Regions from separate parts of the Homo sapiens genome. Here regions 1, 3 and 4 are each linked to region 2. Evidence: chromatin contacts called from ENCODE Hi-C or POLR2A ChIA-PET data. All regions are on one chromosome and are shown on one strand. Each heading gives the region's core, a stretch centred on a gene start or an enhancer-like site at or near the end of the contact. The rest is flanking DNA. Distances are from core to core; before and after follow the strand shown. Region 1 holds the start of VMAC (vimentin type intermediate filament associated coiled-coil protein). Region 2 holds the start of SNAPC2 (small nuclear RNA activating complex polypeptide 2). Region 3 holds the start of ILF3 (interleukin enhancer binding factor 3). Region 4 holds the start of SAFB2 (scaffold attachment factor B2).

Region 1 (2,885 bases), core at 386-2,885, 2.0 Mb after region 2:
CTAAGTCTTACTGATGTGCTCCAGTACTCAGCAGAATGCCTGACACACAGTAGGTGCTCAATGAAGACGAATGAATGAGTGCCTGGCACAGAGCAGGTGCTCGGTAAAAATGAATATGTCCAATTAGCTCTGAAGTAATAGTTCCCACCTGGGACCCAGCTCCTCCCACCTCCCTGGGTGCCTGTCTCATCTCTTTCATCCTCAGCTGTCAGAGGGACTCTTCAACAATGCTGATATGGGCCAGCATGGTGGCTCGTGCCTATAATCCCAGCACTTCGGGAGGCTGAGGCAGGAGGATCACTTGAGCCCAGGAGTTCAAGGCCAGCCTAGGCAACATAGTCTGACCCCATTTCTAAAGGATTTTTTTTTTTAAATCAGCCAGGTGTGCTGTCGCACGCCTGTAATCCCAGCTACTTGAGAGGCTGAGGAGGGAGGGTGAGACTGCAGTGAGTCGAGATCGCACCACTGCATTCCAGCCTGGGCAACAGAGCAAGACCCTCTCTCAAAAATAATAGATAGGCATGGTGGCTTAGCCTGTAATCCCAGCACTTTGGAAGGGTGAGGTGGGAGGACTGCTTGAGCCCAGGAGTTCAAGACCAAACTGGGCAACAGGGCAAAACTGTCTCTACAAAAAAATACAAAAAATAAGCCATGCGTGGTGGTGGACGCCTGTAGTCCCAGCTGCTTGGGAGACTGAGGTGGGAGAATCACCTGAGCTCCGGAGGTCGAGGTGCACTCCAGCCTGGGCATAGGAGTGAGGCCCTGCCTCAAAAATAATAAATTTAGGCCGGGTGCGGTGGCTCACCCCTGTAATCCCAGCACTTTTAGGAGGCTGAGGCGGGCGGATCACCTGAGGTCAGGAGTTAGAGACCAGCCTGCACAACGTGACGAAAACCAGTCTCTACTAGAAATACAAAAAATCGACCGGGCGTGGTGGCGGGCGCCTGTAATCCCAGCTACACGGGAGGCTGAGGCAGGAGAATCGCTTGAATCTGGGAGGTGGAGGTTGCAGTGAGCTGAGATCACGCCACTGCACTCCAGCCTAGGCGACAAGAGCGAAACTCCGTCTCAAAAAAATAATAATAAATTTTAAAAGTTAAAATGCTGATATGATCCCCTCCTCCCCTGCTGAAGAGCCTGCTATGGCTCCCAATGCCTACGCTGGGCGGTCTGTGGTCCCTGCGTCGCTCAGCACCTGTGGGAAAGTGGGCCTGTTTGAAGTTAGAGGTCCACACCTGTGTCACTTCTCGCAACTTTACATACTGATTACTAATTCGAGTTTTTTGGTGTTTTTATCAATCCGATACTCAGTCTAGCGTCTATACAAGTGCACACGGTTCCCCCTGCCCTTCCTCGCTTTCCAGCCTCGGCTCTGCCTCCGCCTACCGCCTCGGTGAAGTCCACCTGGCCGGCCCCGGGCCTCACCGGTCCTTGGCGCGACCCAGTTCGTCTAGGGCGGCGCGCAGCTGCTGGTCGTGGAGGGCCAGGCGCTCGGCTTGGGCGTGCACCGTGCGCTCCGCCGCGTCCAGCCGCGCCTCCAGCTCCGCTGCGCGCCGGTGCACGGCTGCCAGGTGTGCGTTTGCCTCCCGGATCTGCAGGGCCGGCGGCGCCGACATGGCCCAGGCTGCTGTACAGGCCCGGCCACGCCCCCAGGCGGCCCGGAACTGGCACAGGCCCCGCCCCCGGGAGGGCCCCGCCCCACTAGACCTCGGCGCGATTGGTCGCTGACCCCGCTAGACCCCACCCCAGAGGGCTGGGTCGTGCTCTCCTCAAACCCAAACACTACCACCGGTTCCGGGATCATGAAACTCCGCCCCTGAGTTTGGGCTCACTCTAGGATTGGACAAGATCTTGACAGCCACGCCCCCAGGCTGGCCACATCCTTTGGCGGCTCGCGCAACTCAGGCTCTGGAAACAAGATTGGTCACACCTTCGATACTGTCCCCTCCCTACTTGGAAGCTAACACCAGGATTGGCCCGGACTCCGCGAAACAGCAAGCCTGACCACGCCCCCCGAACCTGTGGCCTGTCAGGGGTAGATCCAGGCACGGCCTCGCCCCTTCATCCCTTATACAGTCTCAGATTGGTCAAGTCCCTTTTAGGTTATGCCTCCAATTCTAGCCACGCCCCCAAGTCAAGCGCCTGTGTACTTCATCCGGCCTAGGGCGTGGGACAGCCGCGGGGTGAACAGAGGCCACGTCCCGCTGAGCTTCTCGTATTGTCATTGGTCACTTTCCCGATAATCCCCGCCCCTGATCCTGTCCACGGCCCAAAACAGTAGCACGCTGCTCAGACTCCAGCTTGGTGACTGACCACAGGGCATGACCACTCGCTATGCAGATTCTGACACTGGGTGTGGCCACATCCCCGCCATGCCCCGCCCCCCAGTCATTGTTTCGTCATGTCTTGCTCCTATCAACTGGAGTCCCGCCCGTCCCAGTCTGAGCCCGGCCCCTCCCCTAGTAGATAGTCCCCGCCTCTAGTAGTCCCTAACCTAGGACTCCCTGAGCTGGGACTAGCGAAATCTGTCTGCACTGATCGCAGTCGTCCTCAGTTTCACCCTCTAGGAATCGGCCTGGGGATGCACGTGCTACTCTCTTCCTCCAGGCCGGTCCCCGGCGCGTGCGCGCGATCCATGTCCATGTCCGCGCCTATCAATAAAGTTGCTCACTTGTTGCCGGCCCGCTAGCCCGAAAGGTTGCGCGCGCAGCCCGAGAAGTCTCGCGATAGCCAGCCGCGGCTGCCCTTGCGCTTCCCGAGCTGGCGGGGTCCGTGGTGCGGGATCGAGATTGCGGGCTATGGCGCCGAAGGTTTTTCGTCAGTACTGGGATATCCCCGATGGCACCGATTGCCACCGCAAAGCCTACAGCACCACCAGTATTGCC
Region 2 (3,013 bases), core at 18-2,517:
CAACTCCCACCTACCCACCAGGGACCTGCCCTGGACAGCCTCACCCTGTTCATCTGCCTCACCTCTATGGGGGCTGGGGGCTGTGCCTCCCGGCGCCTTGGTCCCTGAAGGCCACCCGGATGCACTTTCTGAATGGCCTCCCGGGCTACGCGGCCCTTGAGCTGCTGGAGGAAGACCCGGATCTAGAAAGGAAAGAGGCGGCGGAATGAGGCTTCTATGAGCTCAGGGCTGCAGCAGAGAAGCCAAAGCCCAATCCCTTGTATGCTCTGGGCCCCGCTACTGCGCCTTAGTCTCCTGCTGGCCCGGTGTTAGGAGTCCCAGTGACTGCCAAGGCCCCTACCCCACCCAGAGCGTGACCAGCTACCTAAGGAAGTTGTAAGGCCCAGGCCAGTTCCGGCTCCTTCACGCAGCCAGGGCCCAACCCTATGCTGACTACTACCCCGTTCAACTCCCTTCTTCGTCCCCTCTTCTCTATTCCCTCTCACTTCAAGCTCGTATCCTGTCCAACAGCATGCGTTGCTTTTCGCCCGGACTCGGCAGCATCTTACTCCCAGTTCATTCCGCCCGTTTAGCCCTCGCCTCACCCACGCATTACCCCGAGGCTCGCCCCGCCTTTAAAGCTTGCCCTCATCCCGCCCACGCCCCTCCCACGCCTTACTCCCAAAACGGCCCCGCCCTTAAGTCTTGCTATTAACCCGCCCACGCCCCGCCCCCAGGCTCGTCCTGCCCCTCAAACTCACCCACCCACTCTCCAAACCTCAGCGGCACGCACGCCCCGCCCCCGGCATCGCCCCGCCCCTCCGCTTCACTTATGCCCCGCCCACGTCTAGCTCCCAAGCTCGCCCCGCCCCTAGGTCTTCTCTTCCCGTCCACGCCCCGCCCCTCACCCCGCCCAGGCTCACCCACTAACGCCCCGCCACTCAGCCCCACGCCACGCCCCCGCTCGCTTACATTCCTGGCCCCGCCCCGCTGGCTCCTGCCGCAGCCCCGCCCACTCTCCGCCCCACCCCAGCCCCGCCTCCAGCCTGGCTCCGGTCCCGAGAACCGCATCTCACCTCAGCCTCGCTCCGGCCCCGCAGCTCCCGGGCCAGCTCGGTGGCGTCCGGCTCCGGCTGGCCCTGCCGCGCCTGCAGGAGTCGCACTAGCTGCCGCTTCTCGCGAGCGCTCCAGGTCGCGGGACCGGTCACCTCGCCCAGATAGCGCGCCGGGGCCGCTCGCCGCCTGGGAGGTGGCTTCATGCCGCTCAGAAAGAGGCAGGCGCTGTAAGGTCGCTTCTCCGATGGGCGGAGCTACGGGGGCCGCCGAGGTCAGAAAGAACCGCGCGGAGGCGGACGCGCGTGGGGGCGTGGCTTCGCGTTTGGAGGCCCGGGGAACCGCCCCAATGGAAGTGAAGGGGAGATCGGCACCGGAACTGGGGCGGGGCGAAGGAGACCCTCAGCCTGCACTTTATCTCATTCATGAAGTGGAGACGACACCTTGGATCCCATGCCCTCCCTCTGTTGCTGGACTAACTCATGAAGCTACTACTGTGTGCTTTGCTTCTCGCAGAGGGGTGGGTTCTGGCCGAAAGGTCAAGTCCGAAGATCCAGTCGGTCAAGAGCCTGGGCTCTGGGGTCAGACAGGCCTGGGGACTTTGGGCAAGTGATTTAGCCTTGCCGAGCCTCAGTTTCCTCCTCTGTAGACTGGGGCTGATAGTCCCACTCTTGTCTGTGTAAGGTAGAGTGGAGCTCGGGCAGGAGGGATTTAAGGAGCTCTAGACTAGACTGACAATCTAAGAGGAGGGCGAAGTCCAGACCAGGAGGGAACTGGAGCAGAGGCAGAAGGTCGAAGCGGAGCTAGGGCAGGGTCCGGGCGGGGGTAATGGAGAGCGGAGAAGGCCTGGCTTGAGAAAGATCGCAGGAGGCAGATGGGCAGGTGTCCGGGTAAGGAGAGGAGGGAGGGGGAAGGTTTATTTTAAACTTACGCTTGTGGGGTTGGGTGCCGCTTTTTTTTTTTTTTTAGACAGATTTTTGCTCTTGTTGCCCAGGCTGCAGTGCAATGGCGCGATCTCGGCTCACTGCAACCTCTGCCTCCTGGGTTCAAGCGATTCTCCTGCCTCAGCCTCCCCAGCAGCTGGGATTATAAGCACGCGCCACTACGCCCTGCTAATTCTTTTTTTGTTACTTTTTTTAGTAGGGACGGGGTTTCACCATGTCGGCCACGCTGGTCTGGAACTCCTGACCTCAAGTGATCCACCCACCTCGGCCTCCCAATGTGCTGGGATTACAGGCGGGAGCCACCGCGCCCGGCCGGGTGTCGCTTTCTGTTTGAGACAAAACGCCCTACAGTCTCCCATGGCCTGGGAGTGCACACGGGTATATGGGCATATGGGCCCCGTCCCCAGGCTCCACCCCTGTAAGTCACGATTTCTCAGGAATACCCCCCAAGTCCTGCTCCCAGCTTTCTCCCCAAGCCTCCCCACCTATCCCCCACCCCGCACGTTGCGCGCTCACTGACTGCACCAGAACTTAGCCGGTCAGTCCAGAGGTTTATTTTGAGCACAGGTGGGAGGGACAGGGGGAGGAGAGAAGCGCAGGGGTCGTGGCCTCATCAGGTCCGAGGTCCAGGGAGGCGGGTCCGGTCCTGTTGGTCCTGGTCCCGAATTGGTAGCTGGGTGTATCTCCGGACCATGTTGGGGGCGCACCATCCCTGGGAGGGGTGGCTGAGGCTCAGCGAGGGAGGGGACGCTACGCGGGCCACCTCCCTTCCCAGCAGACCACTAGCCTCTTCCATCGGTCTGCATGCCGGGGTGAGAGTGGGAGCCGGGTCCGAATGCTGAGTTCTCCTCGCCTAGTGCCTCTCCTCACCTAATGCCCCTGGCTCGACCCAAAGCCCGCGCCTGCCGCGGGTGACCCACTGCCTGAGTTCGAATCCAAGCTCCACCCAGTATTGTGACTTTTGACAAGTTACTTAATTCAGAGAATGCCTCATCATTCTCGTCTCTAAAATGGGGATTATAATAGTGTCCGCCTAG
Region 3 (2,774 bases), core at 72-2,571, 2.7 Mb before region 2:
ATGTGGACCACAAATATGCCATCACACCACTCATTTTAAAGAGAGCAAAATCTTGAAAAAGATTCAGCAGCAGTGAATTACCGGAGTCCAGAAAAAGAAACCACTGAAACCGACGCTTCGTTGCTGATCCATGTCACCTAAGCAGCAACTGGCAAACAATGTTGGAAATGTGGAGAAGAGATCCCTCATTCTCCTCAAATTTGGCCACTGAACTGGGGGAGGAGCATGCAGACCGCCGTACACCCCAAATAATTCATCCAGGCGGTGAATTAACTGGGGCAGAACCTCATGAGTAACCTCGAGAATCTCAATCGTTCAACTACTTGAGAAAATAAAGGTAGAAATGGGTTTTAAGCATCCACGTTTCGGGGCCCAGGCTTGCACCCAAGTAGATTGCCGGTCTAGAGAAGGCAAATACTAACAATCTGGAAAAACATTCAACAATGAAAACAAACTAACTAAAGAAAAAGCTGAAACCCTCTCAAGTTTTGACCCTGATCTGAGAGAGGCCTGGCTGACCAGAGATTTGGAAACCCGACGAACCCACAAAGGCTTCCTCAGCAATCCGCGTGGGAAGGGGCTTCCAAGGAGGGGGTCCGCCTCTCCGCGACCTGTGAGGACAAAGGAGGCGACTTTTCCCGCCTCGGGAACCTGGGACTCTCCTGGAATCGGGGGCGGGACCGGGACAAAGAGGAGGAGGGGGTAGGGAAGGAGTGAGGAAGGGGGGTCGCCCCGCCGCGGAACTCGGGACCCGAGGGGGTGTGTGCTCCAAGCACGTGCGCGCGTCCCCAGGACCCCCGCAACAGACAAAAGCCCAGCCGCGGGGAGGCGGCAGCCGGGGGCCCGGTGCGCGCGCACCCCCCCGCGCGTGGCGCCGCCGCCGGCCGAGGGGCCGCGTGCGGGGGGGAGCGGCTGCGCGCGCACCGAGTCCTCGCCGCCGCCGCAGCCGCCATTTTGTTTCCTCCGCACAATGGAAGAGAGTTAACGGCCGAGCGCGGGAGCGAGGCCGGCAAGGGAGGAACGGGCCAGGCGCCGGGATGAGGGAACCGGGCGGAGGCGGCGAGCGTGGGATCCCTCCAGCCTTGTCACCGCGAACCCTCAGTGGGGATCTCACTGAGGGCGGGCGGGGGGAGGGGCAGAGGCGGGAGCGGGCCCGGCCGCCGCCACATTGACGCTTACCTTGTCGGCGTCCCCTTCTTCGACCGCAGCCGCCGCCGCCGCCCTCCTGCCACAGCCCGCCGGGGTCTGCCCCCAAAAGCCACGCGGTGCGCGCCGGGCTGCTGGGTCCAACTGCAATGGCGAGAAGAGGAGGAGGAGGAGTCCGGACCGGGGGCGAGCGGGCGGGCGGGCAGGCGCGCGCCGGGGAGGTGCGGGAACACGTGACCGGCTGAAGCCCCGCCCCCTTTGACGCCGCGTTGCGCCTCGACGCAGGCCCAACCCAAATGGGAGGGAGGGGCGAAAAGAGATAAGGGGGGGGCTGAGGGGGTGGGCGTGAGTTGCACGTGGTGCAAGCGGGAGTGTTTGCGTGCGTAGTCACGTGACTTCGGCACCTTTCCCTCCGCTTTCGATAGGTTGCTCCATCATGTGACAATGGCGAATTTCGCGGTTTCCTTCGCCATCTGACAACTTTTGGCGCCTTCCCTTTGCCGTACTGGGAGTCCTCCATCACGTGACGAGGGCACGCTCTGGTTTTCGCTAAGGCGTTTTTTGAGCGGCCATTACCACGTGATGCAAGGCAAGCGTCAGAGGCGGAGCCTCCCTACGGCTGCGACATTTTGCGCCTGCGCGGCCGCCATCTTACGCCCGTCGCCCTGAGTACGTTAGCGGAAATGGCTCCGAGAGGCTTTGACGCATGTGTACCTTTTTAGTGGCGGTATCTCGGCCGGGGATTTTCGGGCTCCAGTGGAGGTGGCTATGCTCACCCCATCTCCCTTGAGAGGCACAGAAGGTTAGAGATGTGTGCGAGGAACGGCCAGGTCCAGCGTCTCCTCGTTGCTGCCCCTTGAGCCCGGGACCGGCGCCAATGCGCGCCCGGGTTCTTGGGTTCTTTCGTCCCGCAGACCTGCCTTGGTGTGGCGTCCCTGGGCCGTAGCTTCCGAAGGCTGCAGCCGACCTGGTCGGGGTCCTCTAGCCCGCCTTCCCCTTCCCCCATTGACAGATGGAGAAACTGAGGCCCAGGCCAAAAAATATCTCACTAGAGGGCTCACCGCCATTTCCTGGAAAAATTGGGGCTGGGACTCAACGGACGCTCGTCCAGCAGCAGCGCGGAGCTCCGAAGTAAAGGCGCCCGTGACCGAGTGCTTTGTCCTTACAAGCGTGGTGTTCTTGAATGCTTCCAGGCGCCTTATGAGGCCCCCGATGTACAATCTGTGCTTAACTAAACCCCACTGTCTTCCAGGGTCAGGTTGGCCATCCGCAGGCGTAGTTGCTAGGAAGGTTTGACAGATGTCCGCCTGTTGATTCAGACGTTCCCAGGATTTGGAGCAAGAAGAGCAAGGAAGGCCAGGCGCGGTGGCTCACGTTTGTAATCCCAGCACTTTGGGAGGCCGAGGCGGGCGGATCACGAGGTCAGGAGTTCGAGACCAGCCTGGCCAGCATGGTGAAACCCCGTCTCTACTAAAAATACAAAAGAAAATTAGCCGGGTGTGGTGGCACATGCCTGTAGTCCCACCTACTTGGGAGGCTGAGGCAGGAGAATTGTTTGACCTGGCAGGCGGAGGTTGCAGTGAGCCGAGATTGCGCCACTGCACTCCAGTCTGGGCGACAGAGCGAGA
Region 4 (2,880 bases), core at 157-2,656, 2.3 Mb after region 2:
CCCAAGATCAGGCCACCGAGAGCTGGCAGGGTCCCCAAGTCCAGAGAGACTGACGGAGCTGGGGGAGCCCAGGCTCTGCCCGCCTCCCGGGCAGTTCTGAGGCTGGTTTTAAAGTCCACCCGGGGTCTCCCCTCATTTCACATTTCTGATCACTACCGTCAACACCACTTTTCCTTCCTGCCACGTTACTTCACCGAGCGAGTACCGGCAAACCGTGAAAACTGGATTGTGGTGGGTTTTTTTCTATTTTTCCCTTTGAGTATGTCCTACGGGTGTTTCCTTTGTAAATCAGCCCCGATTCAGGCTGGTCGGTCCCCTGTGGGTCACAAAGCATCTTCCCTGGGGAAACCAAGCAGCCGAATCAGGAATCCCAGGGCCTGGGTTCAAATCCCGACGCTGCCCGTCCTCGGCCGTGTGACCTTGGCCGAGTCCCTTCCCCTCGCCTGGGAAGTGAGGGTTTCAGGGTCTCCCCTCCAGGTACGGAGGAGGGGACGAGACGAGGGGAGAACCCTCCTCTCAGTGGACGATGTCACCCGTCACCGTTTCTCCTGCACGCGTGCCGTTTTTGTGGTTCTCCTGGCCCCATTGCGGCGTTAGGATTTGAACCCAGGCCCAGCCGGCCAAGGAACTCTCTCCGGGGCCTCGGAGGAGCCGGGGGACGCGAGAGCGCCAGGTCCGGCGAGGCCGCGAACGCGGCCGGGGGCGGACGCCAGGGCCCGCGAGCCACCGTCGCGGCCAAGAGGACCCCAGACCCACCCTGTGCCCGCCCTCGGGGCCCCAAATCCACCTTCTTCAGCCGCTCCATCAAAACGCTCTTGTTGCCGCTCGAGTCCACATTCCGTTTCCTCAGCTCCGCCCGCAGATCGATCACTCGCAGGTCGCTGAGGCGCCGCGTCCCGGTCTCTGACGAGGCGGAGCTCAGAGCCGCCGCGCCCGCCGCTCCAGAATCACCTAGGCCTGACAGAGTCTCCGCCATTCCAGGGACCCTGGCTCCGCCGCCCACTTTCCACAGAACCGGGCCGGTTTTATCAGGCTCCTAGCACAAAATGGCGCCGCCTGCGAGGGAACCGCTCCAGTCGCCCCAGCGCGCCTCGCTTCTGCGCAGGCGCACCAAGCGTAGGTTCTAGTATCCCGGTTGCAACTGCACATGCGCAGTGAGAACAACGCGGGGATGTGCGCAGACGCGTTGCGTCTCGTCAGCCTCCCGCCGGGAACTGCCGGGACGCATGCGAGCTGCAGATTCAGCGCTTGCGCGTTGTGCCGGGGAACCCGCGGTTGGTGGACGCGCGAGCGTCCTTGCTGCTAAGTACGCTAGTGGGGGCGGTGCGCGTGCGCGTGCGCGGCCGCAAAGCGGGGCGGGAGGAAACGAGTGCGTTTTCCTCTTAGGCGGCGCCATTTTGTGTTCAGAGCCGCTATAGCTGCCGGCGGTGTGCGACTGAGTCGGTGGCGAAGACGGGAACGCGACGATGGCGGAGACTCTGCCCGGGTCGGGCGACTCGGGCCCTGGCACGGCTTCTCTCGGCCCGGGCGTTGCGGAGACTGGGACGAGGCGGCTCAGCGAGCTGCGGGTGATCGATCTGCGGGCGGAGCTGAAGAAGCGGAACCTGGACACGGGCGGCAACAAGAGCGTCCTGATGGAGCGGCTCAAGAAGGTGAGGCGGCGCGGGGCTCGGGGGTGGCGCAGGAGGCCCGGGCACGCCCCCGCCTGCACCTGTCACCGCGGCTCCCGGACCCGGGGCGCCCTGGGTTCGCCCCGCGTCTTGGCCGACCCCGGTTCGAGGTGTCGGGCACCCAGGGGGCCGGCTGTGTGACCTTGGCCCGTCACCGCTCCTCTCTGTGCCTCCCTTCCTATCCTCTTTCCACCTTTTCTCCTCAAGCGCGCTCAGCGTGCGGTCTTCTCCGCTACCAGGGTGGCCCCGGGACCCCTCCTGGGGCTCCCGATCGAGCCTTGGCTCTGTGACCTTGGGCAGGTGCCTTTCTCTCTGTGCCTCAGTTTCCTCCTCCGGAGAATGGGTGTCTGGCGGACTCCAGAGCATTTACAGGAAAGGGGGCGGTGCTTGTTCTTGCCCCAGGGCTTTGGCCTTTACGAAGCTGTCCACCCGGGTCCCCCAGATCTTCTCGTGGCCGGCCCCTTGTTGTCATTTTGGGTCTGCCTGAGACATCACCTTCCTGAGCGCCCTTCCTAATGCGCTGCCCCACCTCCTTGCCAGCTCATCCTGCGTTTGTGTCGCACCTCGCTGAAAGCAGGGGCTAAATGCAAAATATTAAGGGGTTGGGAATTGTCTGTTTCCGCAACTGGAACAAACAACTTGAGCATAGGGAGGGAGCTTGTGGGTACCCAGTCCTGGACCCGGCAGGTGGCAGGCACTGAGGGACCTGTTGAATCTCCCCAGGCTGGCTGCTGTTCCTCCTCACCAGCGGTGGCCAGCCCTTCACCGAGGCCGGGCCAAGTGCAGCCTCTCTGTTCTAATTTGTCCCATCATATAACTTTAAAGTCGAAGGTTTGGCATTGTCGAGTTGAGTTGCCATTTTGGAACTGGTCCTTGACCCCAATTCTGGAGCTCCTGCTCACAGCCTCCCTCTCCTTTGTCATTTGGACCCAGAGAGACCCAAGTTGTGCGGGGTTCCTCCTCCGCCTTTTGGGCTTGCGGCCCAGATAGCTGACCCGGAGTTGCTCTTTGCAAGGACGGGTTTGCCTTTGTTTCATGGGAGGTTGTTACTTGTAAGGAACAGTGTGTGCCCTGCAGCTCTTAATGATGTTGTAAAACTCATCTCTCCCTAATAGGCGGTTAAAGAAGAGGGGCAAGATCCTGATGAAATTGGCATCGAGTTAGAAGCCACCAGCAAGAAGTCAGCCAAGAGATGTGTTAAAGGTATTGT

What was found. A loop is a pair of places that touch in the nucleus more often than their neighbours do. ChIA-PET counts read pairs that join two places held with the same protein, here RNA polymerase II (POLR2A). Pooled maps may share reads with other maps.
Region 1: a loop to region 2 is called in a pooled map, with 16 times the contacts of the local background. The contact joins the promoter of VMAC here to the promoter of SNAPC2 in region 2. A Hi-C loop is called at or near these places in 2 of 37 single-sample maps with no recorded cell type and 10 of 50 pooled maps.
Region 3: a pooled map shows a loop between it and region 2 (14-fold over the local background). The contact joins the promoter of ILF3 here to the promoter of SNAPC2 in region 2. A Hi-C loop is called at or near these places in 1 of 37 single-sample maps with no recorded cell type and 3 of 50 pooled maps. POLR2A ChIA-PET finds 5 or more read pairs at or near these places in 1 of 52 experiments (WTC11).
Region 4: a loop to region 2 is called in a pooled map, with 16 times the contacts of the local background. The contact joins the promoter of SAFB2 here to the promoter of SNAPC2 in region 2. A Hi-C loop is called at or near these places in 7 of 50 pooled maps. POLR2A ChIA-PET finds 5 or more read pairs at or near these places in 2 of 52 experiments (CD4-positive, alpha-beta T cell and activated CD4-positive, alpha-beta T cell).

What each region holds. Positions count from the first base shown.
Region 1 is chr19:5,903,622-5,906,506 of GRCh38, reverse strand. It overlaps VMAC (vimentin type intermediate filament associated coiled-coil protein), which reads right to left and starts at 1,635. Exons shown (of 2, transcript NM_001017921.4): 1 at 1,426-1,635. The coding sequence starts at 1,616. NDUFA11 (NADH:ubiquinone oxidoreductase subunit A11) reads left to right here and starts at 2,717. Exons shown (of 4, transcript NM_175614.5): 1 at 2,717-2,885. The coding sequence starts at 2,799. RefSeq lists a silencer at 1,452-1,801 and enhancers at 1,842-1,961, 2,535-2,829, 2,639-2,885.
Region 2 is chr19:7,918,592-7,921,604 of GRCh38, reverse strand. SNAPC2 (small nuclear RNA activating complex polypeptide 2) reads right to left here and starts at 1,267. Exons shown (of 5, transcript NM_003083.4): 1 at 1,056-1,267; 2 at 63-182. The coding sequence starts at 1,238. It overlaps TGFBR3L (transforming growth factor beta receptor 3 like), which reads right to left. Exons shown (of 7, transcript NM_001419781.1): 7 at 2,508-2,688. RefSeq lists enhancers at 1-39, 1,740-2,239, 2,915-3,013 and silencers at 708-907, 988-1,217.
Region 3 is chr19:10,652,893-10,655,666 of GRCh38, reverse strand. ILF3 (interleukin enhancer binding factor 3) reads right to left here and starts at 1,321. Exons shown (of 20, transcript NM_017620.3): 1 at 1,180-1,321. ILF3-DT (ILF3 divergent transcript) reads left to right here and starts at 1,795. Exons shown (of 1, transcript NR_024333.1): 1 at 1,795-2,774. RefSeq lists silencers at 994-1,153, 1,234-1,473 and enhancers at 1,564-2,033, 2,274-2,443, 2,309-2,774.
Region 4 is chr19:5,621,302-5,624,181 of GRCh38, reverse strand. SAFB2 (scaffold attachment factor B2) reads left to right here and starts at 1,406. Exons shown (of 21, transcript NM_014649.3): 1 at 1,406-1,652; 2 at 2,786-2,873. The coding sequence starts at 1,467. It overlaps SAFB (scaffold attachment factor B), which reads right to left and starts at 1,099. Exons shown (of 21, transcript NM_001201338.2): 1 at 788-1,099. The coding sequence starts at 976. RefSeq lists enhancers at 1-668, 669-1,401, 1,322-1,661, 2,135-2,867 and silencers at 642-691, 1,662-1,781, 2,786-2,880.